Linked DNA regions of Homo sapiens: region 2 is linked to region 1. Evidence: chromatin loops called from intact Hi-C (ENCODE). Cell type or tissue: heart left ventricle. All regions are shown on one strand. Each heading gives the region's core, and the rest is flanking DNA. Links, peaks and the distances in the headings are about the cores only.

The links. Peaks named below come from ENCODE experiments on the same cell type or tissue, not always from the same donor. Only the 100,000 strongest peaks of a DNase experiment are listed, where the experiment ranks them.
Region 2: a loop joins it to region 1, with 2.5 times the contacts of the local background. A loop is called at or near these places in 4 of 110 quality-filtered maps.

What each region holds. Positions count from the first base shown.
Region 1 is chr1:114,561,259-114,569,597 of GRCh38, reverse strand. It overlaps BCAS2 (BCAS2 pre-mRNA processing factor), which reads left to right. Exons shown (of 7, transcript NM_005872.3): 7 at 1,342-2,041. The coding sequence ends at 1,468. Among named protein-coding and RNA genes, the nearest start is that of BCAS2, 16 kb to the left of the region's middle. In heart left ventricle, for the core only: no CTCF peak of the experiment used is centred there; no DNase peak of the experiment used is centred there.
Region 2 is chr1:114,400,648-114,408,986 of GRCh38, reverse strand. TRIM33 (tripartite motif containing 33) reads left to right here. Exons shown (of 20, transcript NM_015906.4): 13 at 247-310; 14 at 1,887-2,046; 15 at 3,228-3,577; 16 at 6,104-6,227; 17 at 7,524-7,598. Among named protein-coding and RNA genes, the nearest start is that of TRIM33, 110 kb to the left of the region's middle. In heart left ventricle, for the core only: no CTCF peak of the experiment used is centred there; no DNase peak of the experiment used is centred there.

The DNA.
Region 1 (8,339 bases), core at 138-8,137:
TGGAAGGTTGAAGCTGCAGTGAGTCATAATCACACCACTGCACTCCAGCCTGGGCAACAGAGCAAGACCTAGTCTTTAAAAAAAAAAAAAGGAAAAAAATTATTTTATAAAATCTTGTAGGGAGGGAGATTTCATACTTGGTAATTTTTTTGTACCTCAGGTTTATGCATTTTTAAAAATGTTCTTTTACATACACACATGTATACCTTTATACAATATAATCTTGAATATTTGTGTCATTTCTCTCTTCCTTTTTGCTTGGCCATTCCCTTTCTCCCTTCATTACTCAAGTCATTCTTGTTCCACCGTCTCCATGTACGTCTTACCAGTCTCGTTGGTACCCTTTCACGCTTTTTCCTCAATTTAATAAACTATTGCCTCTTTCCTTTTTGTTGATTAAATACTATCTTCATCACTCTTTCCTCTTTCTTCTGGTTTGCAAGTTCTCTCATCTGTTTCTAATTTGCTTTTTTATTAAACTTTTATTTTTAGATAATTATAGATTCACATGCAATTGTAAGAAATAATACAGAGAGCCAGGTGTGGTGACTCACATTGTAATCCTAGTGCCTTGGTAGGCCAAGGTAGGAGGATTGCTTGAAGCCAGGAGTTCAAGCCAGCCTGGGCAACATAACGAGACCCTGTCTCTACAAAAAAATGCTTTTAAATGAGCCAGGCATGATGGCATGCACCTGTAGTCTAAGCTCTTCAGGAGGCTGAGGTTGGAGGATTGCTTGAGCTCAGGAGTTCCAGGCTAGTGAGCTGTGATCACACCACTGCATTTCAGCCTAGGCAACAGAGCAAGACCCTGTCTCTGGAAAAAAAAAAAAAAAAAAAAAAAAGAATACAGAGAGATTCCATGTACCCTTTACCTACTTTTCCACAATTGTGCCTTGATTTTTTTTTAATGGAAAGTTGAAAGTGAAGGTTAGGCCAGGCATGGTAGCTCATGCCTGTAATCCCAGCACATTAGGAGACCGAGGTGGGTGGATCACCTGGGGTCAGGAGTTTGAGACCAGCCTGGCCAACGTGGTGAAACCCCATCTCTACTAAAAATACAAAAAAGTAGCCAGCTGTGGTGGCGTGTGCCTGTAATCCAGCTACTCGGGAGGCTGAGTCAGGAGAATCCCTTGAACCCGGGAGGCGGAGGTTGCAGTGAGCTGAGGTTGCGCCATTGTTCTCCAGCCTGGGCAACAAGAGCGAGACTCCGTCTCAAAAAAAAAAAAAAAGTGAAGGTTAGTGTTATAGCTCTGGGTGAACATGTGTATACATTTAAAATAAAATCTTCTAAGAGAAGTTTTACATTGAGTAATTTTTTTCTTTTCTTCCCCCCCATTCTAGTTGGGTATCCCTGGTCAGTAAGAATTATGAGATTGAACGGACTATTGTTCAGCTAGAAAATGAAATCTATCAAATTAAGCAGCAACATGGAGAGGCAAACAAAGAAAACATCCGGCAAGACTTCTGAAAAGACAATTTAGCAGGTAGAAGAAAAGTTGGGCTTTCACAAAAGGCATCTGAACTTTTAATGAACTTTGAAGGACAACAGCATCTTCCCAAAACCATTGATGTTTAAGTGTTTAGAAATCATAGAAGGTGTAGGCTGCTGTGGTAATTCTATTTGTATATCTCAACAGAATTAAAATGTCTAGCTTGGTGGTATTTTTATAGCCATAAAAGAAAATCTTTAGGCTTTCAAAATAAGGATGACTTTAGAATAATATTGTGTCATAGAATTAATTTTCAGCCATGTGGACCATATTTTGTATCCAAGGATCCTTATTTAAAGCTTTCAACATGTACAGGAAGTTGGAAATTTTTGGTTTATGACTTTGTCTAATAAAGAGATAGTTCTAAACACATTCTTGATCACCAAACAACTTCAGAAAGACAGTGACTGTACAGTTATCATTATCATCATCATCGTCATCATCATAGGTAACAGTTATATCAAGCTTAATATGTGCTGAACATTGTTCTGAACACTTTAGGTAGATGAACTAGATGTATGTGAATAAAAATTATTTGGTCCTCACAAAAACCTCAGGAGGCGGTTACTGTTTTTCTCATATGTGGACATGTAACAGACACCAGTTAAATAACATAACTTGCCAGAGTTTTATAGCTGAAAGTGTCAGCTTTTTTATAGAAAGTTGTCAGTCAGGTTTTGAACCCAATAGTCCAGCTCCAGAGTTAATGTTCTTACTTCTCTACTTGTAAGGAATTAAATTGTGTAAAAGATTCCTGCCCAATTCAGAAAAAATATTTGCAACATATCAAAAGGTAGTGTTGCTAGGTGTGGTGGCTCACGTCTGTAATCCCAGTGCTTTGAGAGGCTGAGGCAGGAGGATCACTTGTGTCCAGGAGTTCAAGGCCACCATAAGCTATGATTGTGACACTGCACGCCAGCCTGGGTGACAGAGCAAGACCCTGTCTCAAACGAAGCAAGGTAGTCTTAATGTATAAAGACTGACTGAAAATTATTGCAAGGTCAGTGGCTCACACCTGTAATCCCAGCACTTTGGGAAGCTGAGGTGGGCAGATCACGAGGTCGAGAGATCGAGACCATCCTGGCCAACATGGTGAAACGTCATCTCTACTGAAAATACAAAAATTAGCTGGGCATGGTGGCATGCGCCTGTAGTCCCAGCTACTCGGGAGGCTGAGGCAGGAGAATCGCTTACACCCAGGAGGCAGAGGTTGCAGTGAGCCGAGATTGCACCACTGCACTCCAGCCTGGCGACAGAGTTAGACTCTGTCTCAAAAAAAAAAAATTACTGAGAGGTGTTCATCTCAATAACTGATAAATATAAATTTGAAAAATCTAAAAATTATTTTTCAATTTTGAAAAAATAAAAGGATGTTCATTATAATACAAAATAAACCTAGAACTTTTTGATCTGTGATATTGATAAATGGTTAGTACTTTCGAAAGTACCTTAATACAATTGAGAGCCCCATTTCTTTTTGTTTGTTTGTTTTGTTTTGTTTTGCACTTGTTGCCCAGGCTGGAGTTCAATGGTCTGATCTTGGCTCACCGCAACCTCCACCTCCTGGGTTCAAACAATTCTCCTGCCTCAGCCTCCTAAGTAGCTGGGATTACAGGCATGTGCCACTTCGCCCGGCTGATTTTGTATTTTTAGTAGAGACGGGATTGCTCCATGTTGGTCAGGCTGGTCTCAAACTCCCTACCTCAGGTGATCTGCCCAAGTCAGCCTCCCAAAGTGCTGAGATTACAGGTGTAAGCCACCACGCCTAGCGAGAGCCACATTTCTGTGTTGAAGATAGGGATTGTAGGAATGAACGCATATGGAGTGTTGTCATCCATCTCTTCATTGCCCACCCTCGAACTTCTCTCAGAAGGAAATTGGAAGAGTTGTGGAGTATCTGACCAGCCTAAGAGAAAAGACCTACTACAGTTGTTGAAATTGAGAGTTTCCCAACAAATGACCAAGCCAGGACACAGAGCAGAGAGGCTCAACAAACCACCCCGCAACCAACACAGCTTCTAAACCGTGCTTTAGCTCCCGACTTTTAAACATGAATAGACAGTTGAGGATCACCAGATAAGGCAGTTCTACATTGTGAAAGATAAGGAGTAAAACAAATCTGGGAAAGACTATGGAGAAATAGATGATGCAAGAAGAAAAAAATTGTTTTTAAGAAATATATCCTCAGGTTGGGTGTGATGGCTCATGTCTAAATCCCAGCACTTTGGGAGGCCAAGGTGGGAGGATAACTTGAGCCCAGAAATTTGAGACTAGCCTGGGCAACGTAGTGAGACCCCCATCTTTACAAAAAATAAAAGAATTAGCCAGACATGGTGTTGTGCGCCTATAGTCTCAGCTACTTGGGGGGCTGAGGGAGGAGGATTGCTTGAGTCCAGGAATTCAAGCCTTTAATGAACTATGATTGTGACACTGCACTCCAGCCTGAGTGACAGAGCCGGACCGTGTCTCAAAAAAAAAATCCTCAGAGGAGATACTGCAGCCATAATAATATATAAGATGTTATTAAGAAACAGAACAAAACAGCTTGTCGAAATTAAAAAATATGGTAGCAGGAATTAAAATTCAATGGGAAAGTTAGGAATTAAAGTTGACACACTCAAAGAAAGTGGAGGCAACAAAGACAAACATGGAAAACAGAGAAGAGAAAATAGGAGGACTGGTCTGGAAAGTCAGTAGCCGAATAACCTGAGAAAACAGGAGGGAAGAAGTCATCAAAATAATTCAGAATTTTCCAGAACTGATTGATTGATAGAATTTCCAGAGTCAAAAGGTCACTGCACAATGGATGAAAATAGACCAACTCCGGAGCATGTTACTTGTGAGATATGAGAACACCCAAGCACACGAAGATTCTGCAGGCGTGTAGGGGGGACGGAGGGGCGGATTGTTACATATAAAGGATCAAGAATCAAAATGTCTTCACGCTTCTCAACAACATCTTTGGAAGCTAGAAAGAAGATAATGTAGAAGTGCCTTTGGAATTCTTACAAAAAATTATTTCCAACCTAGAACTCTTTACATAGCCAAATTATAAGCCAAGGGTTATGGTAGAATAAAGACACTTGGAGATATATGAGATCTCAAAAGCATTTACTTCCTGAATATCATTTCTCAAGGGGCTGCTGAAGGATGTGTGCTCTTCCAGCCAAACACAGGGAAGCAGTGACGGGACTCTTCCAAAGAGCTTGGTGAAGGGCTGTCTGTCAGGATTATATATGTACACTCCGTAGAAGGCAACGGGTTCAGATTGGAACACTGTGGCTCATGAGAGCTGTCATCACAAAGATGGCTGCTATCGTTGTACCATCATTTTACACTGAGAAACAGCCCAGGGGAAAACTGGCCCACAATCTGACCGTGTTCTTCCCCACCACACGCAGGTTATTGGGATGCAAGTGGTGGTTGGTTACATGAGTAAGTTATTTAGTGGTGATTTGTAAGATTTTGGTGCATCCATCACCCAAGCAGTATATGCTGCACCCCATTTGTAGTCTTTTATCCATTGCCCCACTCCCACCCTTTCTCCCGAGTCCCCAAGACTGTGTTCTGTGTTCTAATGAAGTTCCTGTTCCTTCTTTGACCTGCTGGAAATGTTCTACTATGTACCTACTCTTGGAGAGCTTGCAAGTAGAAAATTCATAGGAGTTCATCCCTGAATTTATGCCTGCCAAATGCATGTTCCAGCCTGGCCAGAAACCCCAACAATATTAAGCCCTTTGTTTCCAAGAAATCACTTAAAGCTTTGTTCCCTCACTTCCCCAGAATAGGCTTTGTGACTGTCAGGGAAGCTGAAGCCAGACCAGCTTATTTTTCCTTGGGAGCTTTCATCCAACCATTGAAATTGTGCCTTTTATTTACAAAGGTAGGCTGTGCTTACTTCACAGTTTTTATATTAATTACCTTTCATATTCATTTACATGTAGATAGTTGTGGAAGGCTGCAAAATGGCCCCTAAAGATGTCCAGATCTTAATCCCTGGAACCTGTTAATGTGTTACTTTCCATGGCAAAAGAACTTTGCACATGTGATTAAGGCTCTTAAAGTGAGATTATCCTGGATTATTTGGGTAGATCCAATGTAATCCCAAGGGTCTTTTTTTTTTTTTTTTTCAGGATCTCATAGTAAAGTTTAAGGAAAATGGTGCATGCTAAATTTGGATACATATCAAGTTTTTGGGTTTTTTTTAATATATATTTTTTATTATACTTTAAGTTCTAGGGTACATATGCACAACGTGCAGGTTTGTTACATATGTATACATGTGCCATGTTGGTGTGCTGCACCCATTAACTCGTCATTTACATTAGTTATATCTCCTAATGCTATCCCTCCCCGCTCCCCCTACCCCACAACAGGCCCCGGTGTGTGATGTTCCCCTTCCTGTGTCCGCGTGTTCTCATTGTTCAATTCCCACCTATGAGTGAGAACATGCGGTGTTTGGTTTTTTGTCCTTGCGATAGTTTGCTGAGAATGATAGTTTCCAGCTTCATCCATGTCCCTACAAAGACATGAACTCATCATTTTTTATGGCTGCATGGTATTCTATGGTGTATATATGCCACATTTTCTTAATTCAGTCTATTGTTGGACATTTGGGTTGGTTCCAAGTCTTTGCTATTGTGAATAGTGCCACAATAAACATGTGTGCGTGTGTCTTTATAGCAGCATGACTTACAATCCTTTGGGAATATACCCAGTAGTGGGATGGCTGGGTCAAATGGTATTTCTAGTTCTAGGTCCCTGAGGAGTCGCCACACTGTCTTCCACAATGGTTGAACTAATTTACAGTCCCACCAACATGTGTTCCTATTTCTCCACATCCTCTCCAGCACCTGTTGTTTTCCTGACTTTTTAATGATGGCCCTTCTAACTGGTGTGAGATGGTATCTCATTGTGGTTTTGATTTGCATTTCTCTGATGGCCAGTGATGATGAGCATTTTTTCATGTGTCTTTTGGCTGCATAAATGTCTTCTTTTGAGAAGTGTCTGTTCATATCCTTTGCCCACTTGTTGATGGGGTTGTTTTTCTCTTGTAAATTTGTTTGAGTTCTTTGTAGATTCTGGATATTAGCCCTTTGTCAGACGAGTAGGTTGCAAAACTTTTCTCCCATTCTGTAGGTTGCCTGTTCACTCTGATGGTAGTTTCTTTTGCTGTGCAGAAGCTCTTTAGTTTAATTAGATCCCATTTGTCAATTTTGGCTTTTGTTGCCATTGCTTTTGGTGTTTTAGACATGAAGTCTTTGCCCATTCCTATGTCCTGAATGGTATTGCCTTGGTTTTCTTCTAGGGTTTTTATGGTTTTAGGTCTAACATTTAAGTCTTTAATCCATCTTGAATTAATTTTTGTATAAGGTGTAAGGAAGGGATCCAGTTTCAGCTTTCTACATATGGCTAGCCAGTTTTCCCAGCACCATTTGTTAAATAGGGAATCCTTTCCCCATTTCTTTTTTTTTGTCAGGTTTGTCAAAGATCAGATGGTTGTAGATGTGTGGTATTATTTTTGAGGGCTCTGTTCTGTTCCATTGGTCTATATCTCTGTTTTGGTACCAGTACCATACTGTTTTGGTTACTGTAGACTTTGGGGGCAGGGCATAGCCAAACAAAAGGCAGCAGAAACCTCTGCAGACTTAAATGTCCCTGTCTGACAGCTTTGAAGAGAGTAGTGGTTCTCCCAGCACGGAGTTTGAGATCTGAGAACGGACAGACTGCCTCCTCAAGTGGGTCCCTGACCCCTGAGTAGCCTAACTGGGAGGCACCCCCCAGTAGGGGCAGACTGACACCTCACACGGCCAGGTACCCCTCTGAGACGAAACTTCCAGAGGAATGATCAGGCAGCACCATTTGCTGTTCTGCGGCCACTGCTGCTGATACCCAGGCAAACAGGGTCTGGAGTGGACCTCCAAGGGTCTTTTTAAGAGGGAGGTAGAAGGTGGAAGGTTAGAGAGGAGAAAGGTTGCTAACCTGCAGGCCTTAAAGATGAAGGAAGGGGACCATGAGCTGAGGAATGCAGGTGGTGTCTAGAAACTAGAAAAGGCAAGGAAACAAATCTCCCATCAGAGTGTTGGCCAGGAGAAACTGCTTTGCGGACCCACTTTGTTCTGACTTTCAGAATTGTAAGATGATAAATATGTTTTGCTTGAAACCACCCACTTTATAGCAATTTGCTACGGCACTGATAGGAAACTAATACAATAGTTGGTAAAGAGTGATGATAAATGTTGAGGAAACTAATACAATAGTTGATAAAGAATAATGATAAATGTTTGATTTAACATGGTGAAAAATCTACATATGTTTATTATAGGCAAATCAGAAAATGCAGATAAAAAGAAAATGAAAATTATTCATAAGACTGCCACTCAAGGTACTATGTTTATTTAGTGCCAGAAGAACACAGAAACCACATTTCATTTAATTTCAATACAAATTTGTTGGATACCATAGAATCAAAAATAAGTTGGACTAATGGGACACTCTGTAAACCTGTTCATGAACAGAAGTTTCTATTTCTGTTTCACCCTGCTTTCTACCCTGAGAACTAAGATTTATTATATTAGACCCACTTCACTTCCTCTATCCTTAGAAGTCTATTTCTGGATATTAGAAGTCTGTTTGCAAGTGACAGAAAGCTAACTAAAACTACCTTAAGCAGTAAAGGGGGATTTATTGGTTCATTTAATTTGTAAGCACAGAGGTGGAACTAGCTGCATCGTCAACTAAATCCAGGGATTCCAGTTGGGCATGGTGGCTCATGCCTGTAATCCTAGCACTTTGGGGAGGTTCAGGCAGGAGTTTCAGGCTGCAGTGAGCTATGATCACACAGCTGAC
Region 2 (8,339 bases), core at 148-8,147, 160 kb after region 1:
CTTGGTCTGTTTTGTTGACTGGATAGTGGTGCCCTGAGGAGGATTCTGAGGTGATGTCTGGACACAGCTGAGAGAAACTGGTTGATGTCTGCTAATGGTTACACATGCGTCCCTGACTTTGTGACTAGGTCTGATTTCCAATAATTTTTTAGCTGGGTTATAATAATCTTGAGTTCTGTGACCGGTAGGTAGAATTCCAAATATTCTTATATGCATTGATATTCATTTTGACTTACTACTTTTTAGGTTTATCCAATTCTCACACACCTGTGAGACCCCCAAGTACTTCTAGTACTGGCAGTCGAGGCAGGTGAGTATATTGATAATTATTTTTTTCCTTTTTGTTAAGAAAAATAGCAAATATGTATAATAAAAGTAGAATATTACAGTGAACCCCTTTATACTTAACACTCAGCTTTAACAGTGATCAAATAATGGCCAATCTTGTTTCTTCTATACTTCTGCCAATTCCTTTCTGGTCTGAATTATTTTGAAACAAATCTCAGTCATTTCACTCGTGACTGTTTCAGTATATATCACTTAATGAAAGGAACTTTAAAAATTTATAACCACAGAACCATGATCACACCTAAAAAAATTTAACAACTCATTCTTTAATATCAGTAGAGATCCAGTTAATGTTTAGTGTTCCCAATTTTTGCAACAAATGCCTTTGAAAAAAAAACCAGATGATTTCTTTGAATCAGATGCAAATAAGCTCTATACATTGCCATCAGTTTATTTGTTTACATCACTATCAGTTAATTTGTTGTAAAAATGTAGTTTCTCCTACAGTGTTTTCCCGATTTCTCCATCTTGTCATTTAAGTACATTGCCTCCTGTTTTTCTGTCTATTTTGGTATTTAGGTCAAGAGGGTTGATCAGATTTAGGTTTGATTTGGGGGAAGGGAGAGCAAGAAGACTTGGTAGTGTAGTGGTGGCATATACTTCCTTTGGGGCGAATTATGCCTGGTTGGGGGTTTTTGTGATGGCAACCGTTAATAATCATTGTTTAGCTCTATTATTTTTCTGCTGGTTGAAATATTACATTTTAATTATTGTATCATTCTTTATTTCTTTAGAATATTTCTGTAAAGAGAAGCTTTCTGTCATCAACTATTGGGTTATAGGAAAGATAGGATAAATTCTTTCTGTTTATTTCCCTGCTTTTGTGGTAATGAATTGATTTCCAACACCCTCCAACAGTGACAGTTTTATTGTTATTACCTTTATGGACTGAGATATTTAAACATACTTTATATATTTTAATCCATTATATATGTTACGTCTGTATGTATGTATATTGAACACTGAACATTATTCCATCTTTGTCCTGTCAAAGCTTTCTCAGGCTTGCTCCTTAGTCCTTTTGCTATAATCACAGCAGTCTTTTTTAAGCTTCCATGTTTCCTGTGAAACAGCATTTCGGGTTCATTTTGTACATTTCATGCTTCAGACCTGGAATCAGCCACTTTCCCAGGAAGTTCTGGTAGTGTTAGCAGGAAAGCAGGAAAATAGTGTTTGAGGATAATATTCTAGTACTAATAGCACTCATTGCTACTGAATTGTTCATTGTTTCTTAGGCCTTTTCAGTGGACAGAGCTAAGAAATAGGAGTGTGTGTGTGTGCGTGTGTGTGTGTGAAGAAAGTGCTTCAAACCATAAAATGTGTTTTTAGGGTCTTCTGAAAGTTGCTGCATAATTTTAAAGAGTTTTAAGCTAGGCTTTATACCACATTCCCCTTAACTACATTATGAGGTATCCTTATCTTCTGTAAAGTTAATTGTCTATTGTCTTCACTTTAGTGAACATTACTTTTCATATAATTGTTTTTATTTATACCATATAGTCAAACGTATGTGATCTTTATTTGTTGTTTCTTATTAGCTGTGGGTCATCAGGAAGAACTGCTGAGAAGACAAGTCTTAGTTTCAAATCTGATCAGGTGAAGGTCAAGCAAGAACCTGGGACTGAAGATGAAATATGTAGCTTTTCAGGAGGTGTAAAACAAGAAAAAACAGAGGATGGCAGGAGGAGTGCTTGCATGGTAAGCTCCCACTGGAGTCTGACAGGGACTTAAGGACATCACTTCATTGATTCTTTCAGCTCTGAGTATATTAAGACTAAGTAGTGGGTCTAGAAACATTTATTTTTGAAATTTCATGCCTGGCACAAGCCAGATATCTCTTTTTCTAACTCAACTTTTTTGTCTAAGAGTCAGCTGTAATTAATCAGAAAAGACTTAATTGTATTAAGTACTCATTTGAAATTATCTTTGAATTTGTATTTAGTCAATATTCTTCCCATGATGCTAAATCAGATTGTATCTTGTCCTGAAATTATTATTTCAGTAGTCACATTGAATCTCAGGCCACAAAAGATCTTTGGGATTCTCCTGGACCTGTGAGCTCAGCATTAAGATTGCTGACATGAAAGAAATTTATTGATCAGAGTTTTGTGATAGGAAGTTTGTCTTTTGGCTTACGTATTACTAATCATTCTGGAGTTCCTTGAGTGGAACATTTATAAAATTTCTAATACAGAATGAAGGAAGGCCAAGCCCCTCTTGGTTTAAATATTTTGATTTTTGTTTTCTCTTTCTGACCGGGCTTCTTTTTCCTTTTTTATATGGTTGGCACATGGGAATTCATCTCAAGGTATTGGTATATTTAACACAGTATATATAGATTCAGAGAGCAAGAGATTCAGCCTTGGTTTTGGAGTATTGTTACGTCTTCATCCAGAACTTGGTTTAGAAAGTACCCCCATAAAAAAAATGGGTGCCAAGGTTGGTGAACAATTTCTTTTATGTTGTTGCAGCCTTCCTACAATATAGTAGAATGATAGGTGAGCAGAAGAATATTATAGAATGCTTCTAAAATGCTATGCAAAAGATTCTGGGTGTGAAAAGGGGTGTGCCATAATTAGCTCTCTCAAGGAAAAGTATAACCCTATGCTCACTTCCCAATCAATAGCTTAACAGTTTAATTAATTTACTTATTATTTGAGTGAGACATTATCAGAGGAGCAGACCCCTTAAAATCATATGTTAGCGTGCCTGAATAATTTTGGGGTTATTGTCATTTCTTTATGGCACTATTGTGATCTATAAAATAAATTTGTTACGTCAGTATATCTATATGCATATTCACATAACTGTTAAATACACATATGGCATACAATAAAGATTAAATGATTCTTCAAGAATTTGTCATCGTTTTGTTTTAGTTGAGCAGTCCTGAGAGTAGCTTGACACCACCTCTCTCAACCAACCTGCATCTAGAAAGTGAATTGGATGCATTGGCAAGCCTGGAAAACCATGTGAAAATTGAACCTGCAGATATGAATGAAAGCTGCAAACAGTCAGGGCTCAGCAGCCTTGTTAATGGAAAGTCCCCAATTCGAAGCCTCATGCACAGGTCGGCAAGGATTGGAGGAGATGGCAACAATAAAGATGATGACCCAAATGAAGACTGGTGTGCTGTCTGCCAAAACGGAGGAGATCTCTTGTGCTGCGAAAAATGTCCAAAGGTCTTTCATCTAACTTGTCATGTTCCAACACTACTTAGCTTTCCAAGGTACCAGTGAAATAATTGATTTTTGGTGTTGATTTTCATAAGCTAAAAATAAATAACAGAAGAATGTTCAGGGCAGATGGCCTTCTAACCAGTGCATAGTATTTCTATAAAACAGGGAGCCTGTTATTCTTTTGGTATTAGCTTCCAGAGAAACTAACAATAAAATATCTAAGATCTAAGTAGTACATTAATGTTAAAGAGTAGATTTCATCTCCTGGCCTTTAGTTTATATTCAGTATAAGGAAAATAGATAAAACTCTAAATTAATAGGGGGCTAAGGTTACAAAACCTGCAGTCTGGTTCTAATTCTGTAGTAAGCTTGAGCAATTCACTAATTATCAGGGATCAGTTTTTGCATCTACAAGTGGTAGGTTTTGGTTTAGCAGAGCTGTAGTTCTTCCCTTCCATTTATTATTTTATGTTCATGCAACCTCTTGTCTCTTGATTTCAGAGACCATAAAATAGTAGAGTCATACTTGTTTTTTTCAGTCTTCTCCTTCCTCTCTTGTCCCCCAATTTCTTTTTGGTGAAAGTAAGTCAGTATTCTTGGGGTAAACCCAGCTTTTTTCTTGCTATAAATTGAAAAAAAAAAAAAAAAAAGATATATCTTCTCAAATTCCTGAGAAGCAGTAACTTTAATTGAATAATAGTGCCCTCTTTGAAAGTGTTAACCTTTTGGATTAGAAAACTAGTAGATATTTAAACAGTGCCAGAATATTTTTCTGAAGAATTGTAATTTCTTACCTAAGTCTTTGGAGATAGAGTTATTTGCTAGAGATGTAATAAGGGCCTTCTTTTTCTTTACTCTTATTTAGAAAAGAAAAGCATTGGCACTTTGATCTTGAAATTAAGAATTTTCTTTTCTTTGGGTAGTAATATTTACTGGAATGTCAGAATTTTGCCACTGAATGCCTTCTTTCAATAGCAAATGCTTTGAAAGGGTTGTAAAATGTTGGCGTAAATTAGCCAGGTGTGGTAGCTCACACCTGTAATCCCAGCACTTTGGGAGGCTGAGGCAGGCGGAGCACTTGAGGTCAGGAGTTTGAGACCAGCCTGGCCAACATGGCAAAACCCCATCTCTACTAAAAATACAAAAAAAAAAAGAACTTAGCCAGGCATGGTGGCACACACCTTGTAGTCCCAGTTACTCGGAGAGCTGAGCCAGGAGAATTGCTTGAACCTGGGAAGCAGAGGTTGCCATGAGCCGAGATTGTACCACTGCACTCTAGCCTGGGTGACAGAGCAGGACTCCGTCTCTAAAAAAGAAAAACAAATAGATTGGTTAGTACAATCCCTAGATTTAGGATCTATGTATATATCTCTCTATATATCTCCATGTATCTGTTTATATAGAGAGAGGGAGTGAATCATTTTAGAATTCATAGTTTGATAAGAAATCCTGATAAAAACAAAGTATATACTTGGCAGGGTTAAAAGATAGGAGGTAGCCGGGCATAGTGGCTTACACCTGTAATCCCAGCACTTTGGGAGGCCAAGGCAGGTGGATCACTTGAGGCTAGGAGTTTGAGACCAGCCTGGCCACCATGGTGAAAAAACCCAATCTCTACTAAAAATACAAAAATTGGCCAGGCATGGTGGCGGGTGCCTGTGATCTCAGCACTTTGGGAGGCCAAGGTAGGCAGATCACCTGAGGTCAGGAGTTGCCTGGTCAACATGGTGAAACCCCATACAAATATTACAAAAATTAGCTGGGCATGGTAGCAGGCCCCTGTGATCCCAGCTACGTAGGAGGCTGAGGCATGAGAATTGCTTGAACCCGGGAGGCAGAGGTTGGAGTGAGCCAGGATCGTGCCACTGTGTACTCCAGCCTGGAGGACCCAGTGAAACTGTGTCTCAAAAAAAATAGAAAAATCTGCCGGTCATGATGGTGCACGCCTGTAATCCCAGCTCCTAGGGAGGCTGAGGTACAAGAATCGCTTGAACCCGAGAGGCGGAGGTTGCAGTGAACCAAGATTATGCCACTGCCCTCCAGCCTGGGCAAGGGGGAGATTCTGTCTCCAAAAAAAAGGAGGTATATATACATGTGCTTGTGCCTGCAGGTATGTGTTTGTGTGTTCTAGGTTTTGACCACGAAAAAAGAACTGATTTACTTGTGGCATTTTAATACATGCCAAAACAGTACAAGATACCTGAGAAACTCTGCAACCTGTGCTCTTCTTCTTCATAAATAACTGAGTCCACATAATGGTGATACTGGGATCTGAGAGAATTGGTCTTAGGCCTTATGCTGCAAGTACTGCTCATCACTACTAAGAGACCCCCTTTTAATGCGGAGGTGCCATTTTTATAATGCATTCCAGAAAGTAATCAATTGATGCGTGACTAGGAAAATTTAGAGGAGTTTTTAATCACATGACTTCACCTGACGAGATTTCACAACTATAAAACCTCCCTTTTTTCAAAAAATTATTAAGAAAATAAACCAGGCCCCAGTCCAGGGAAGTAGCTTCTCTAGAGCAGGCTTTCTTATAATTACGTGGACTAATTGCCTATTTCCCTGTCTAGTGGGGACTGGATATGCACATTTTGTAGAGATATTGGAAAGCCAGAAGTTGAATATGATTGTGATAATTTGCAACATAGTAAGAAGGGGAAAACTGCGCAGGGGTTAAGCCCCGTGGACCAAAGGGTAAGTGTCAAATAAGTTGATTTGTCACTGGGATTCAGTAGTTGTCTGCCTATATATACACCTTTTTTTTTCCTGTGTAGCATACACAAAACCTGATAACATTTAATTTTTAATCCTGTCATCTGATGGTATATTGATGATTTCTGAAGTCTTTTTTTCCTCTAACCCTGAACTACAGACCCTTCTATCCAGATTCCTCAAACTTAACATGTCCCAACTAAAATCTTAATTTCTAATCCTCTCCCTCCAAGCACAAAACCAAGCAAATAACGACATAAAAAACTGTATTCCTCCCCCAGTATTCCCCTTAATTGAATGATACCACCATTCATTTCTGTTGCTCAGGTTAGAAACCTATTAGAAATGAAATAATAATAACTATAATATGATTTTCTTACCTTACATCATAATTTCTCATCTGGACTATTGTAGTGATCTCTTAACTGCTCTCCCCGCTTCTGCTCTTGACCTTTATAGTTTGTTTTCTGTATTAAACAGTGTTCTTTTTAAAAAAGTAAACAAGTCTATCATTTCCTTGCTTAAAATCCTCTAATAGCTTCTCATCATATTAAAAATGGAAACTCTCTCCTTACTTTACTCAGATTTTTACCAATCTGGCCTGTAGTCTGATTGCCAAAGACAGACTCTTTTGCATTGTCGTGTGGTCATTAGAGTTAAGTTTGGCTCTACTCTGGTGTATATACTGGTAAAAACCCTCATCCACTATCTGTGAAGACAAGATACGTGTTTAGGGTATACAAACTTGTATTAAAAGAAGTTTAGATAAATAGAAGACTGTGAATGTAAAATGCATTTCAGTTTACTCATGATTGGGTAAAAAAATATTTTTGGAGTTAGACTGAGAAGGCCATTTTCATTTTGAACCTGACTGGAATCATTTGAAGAAAGGGGATGATAACTTTCAACATTTGTCTTGCCTGTCTAAGGAATTACCATGAGGAGCAACAGTGATAATTTATTTACTTATTTATTTATTACCAAGTAATTTATAAATTTTTGCACAAAGTGTTAGATGTTGCTTTTGTGACTCCCTTCCATAAATTACCTTAGTTATCTTCCATTCTTACTTAAAGTAGAACAAAAGATAGTCTGAAAACAAAATGAGAAGCAAGGGAATTTTCTTTGGGTGTTTATGTTTAGTTGAGTATCTAGTAAACAGGGGGCTTGTGTTCAGTTTGTTGTAATCAAACTTTGTTGTGATATAGTTCTCATTCTCGAGAATGTTTTATTAGGAGAAAAATATTTCATGTGCTTTCCTTTCCTTGTTTGGGCCAGAAATGTGAACGTCTTCTGCTTTACCTCTATTGCCATGAATTAAGTATTGAATTCCAGGAGCCTGTTCCTGCTTCGGTGAGTTGCCTACCTTAGTAGCTCGGTGGGGAAGTCTCATAATACTTAAGAGTATGGGCTCTGGCGGCCGGGCGCGGTGGCTCACGCCTGTAATCCCAGCACTTTGGGAGGCCGAGGCAGGCGGATCACGAGGTCAGGAAATAGAGACCACGGTGAAACCCCGTGTCTACTAAAAATACAAAAAACTAGCCGGGCACGGTGGCGGGCACCTGTAGTCCCAGCTACTCCGGAGGCTGAGGCAGGAGAATGGCATGAACCCGGGAGGCGGAGCTTGCAGTGAGCCGAGATCGCGCCACTGCACTCCAGCCTGGGCGACAGAGCGAGACTCCGTCTCAAAAAAAAAAAGAAAAAAAAAAAAAAGAGTATGGCCTTAGACTAAGTTGTATTACACCTCAGCCTTCTGGAATAAGCTCTTCAACCTCTCTAAGACTCAAGTTTTCTGACACGATTTTTTACCTCATTGGGTTGTTCTGAGGATTATATAAAATAACCTATGTAAAATATTTAGCATAGTCTATAGTCATTGAGTTTTGTAAGGAATAAAGGCTCTAAAATGCTGCAATAAAAGGAAGATTAGAGGTGTTTGGTGCCTAATAAGTGGGGTAAGAATATTCTACACACATTTTATTGCTAGCCATCAGTTGTTGAATAGTACATTATTACATACCAGGCCTGTTAGAGAATATTAAATGGTAGTTGACTTGTTTACTGGGTAGCCTGAGAAATGAATTTTAAATCACA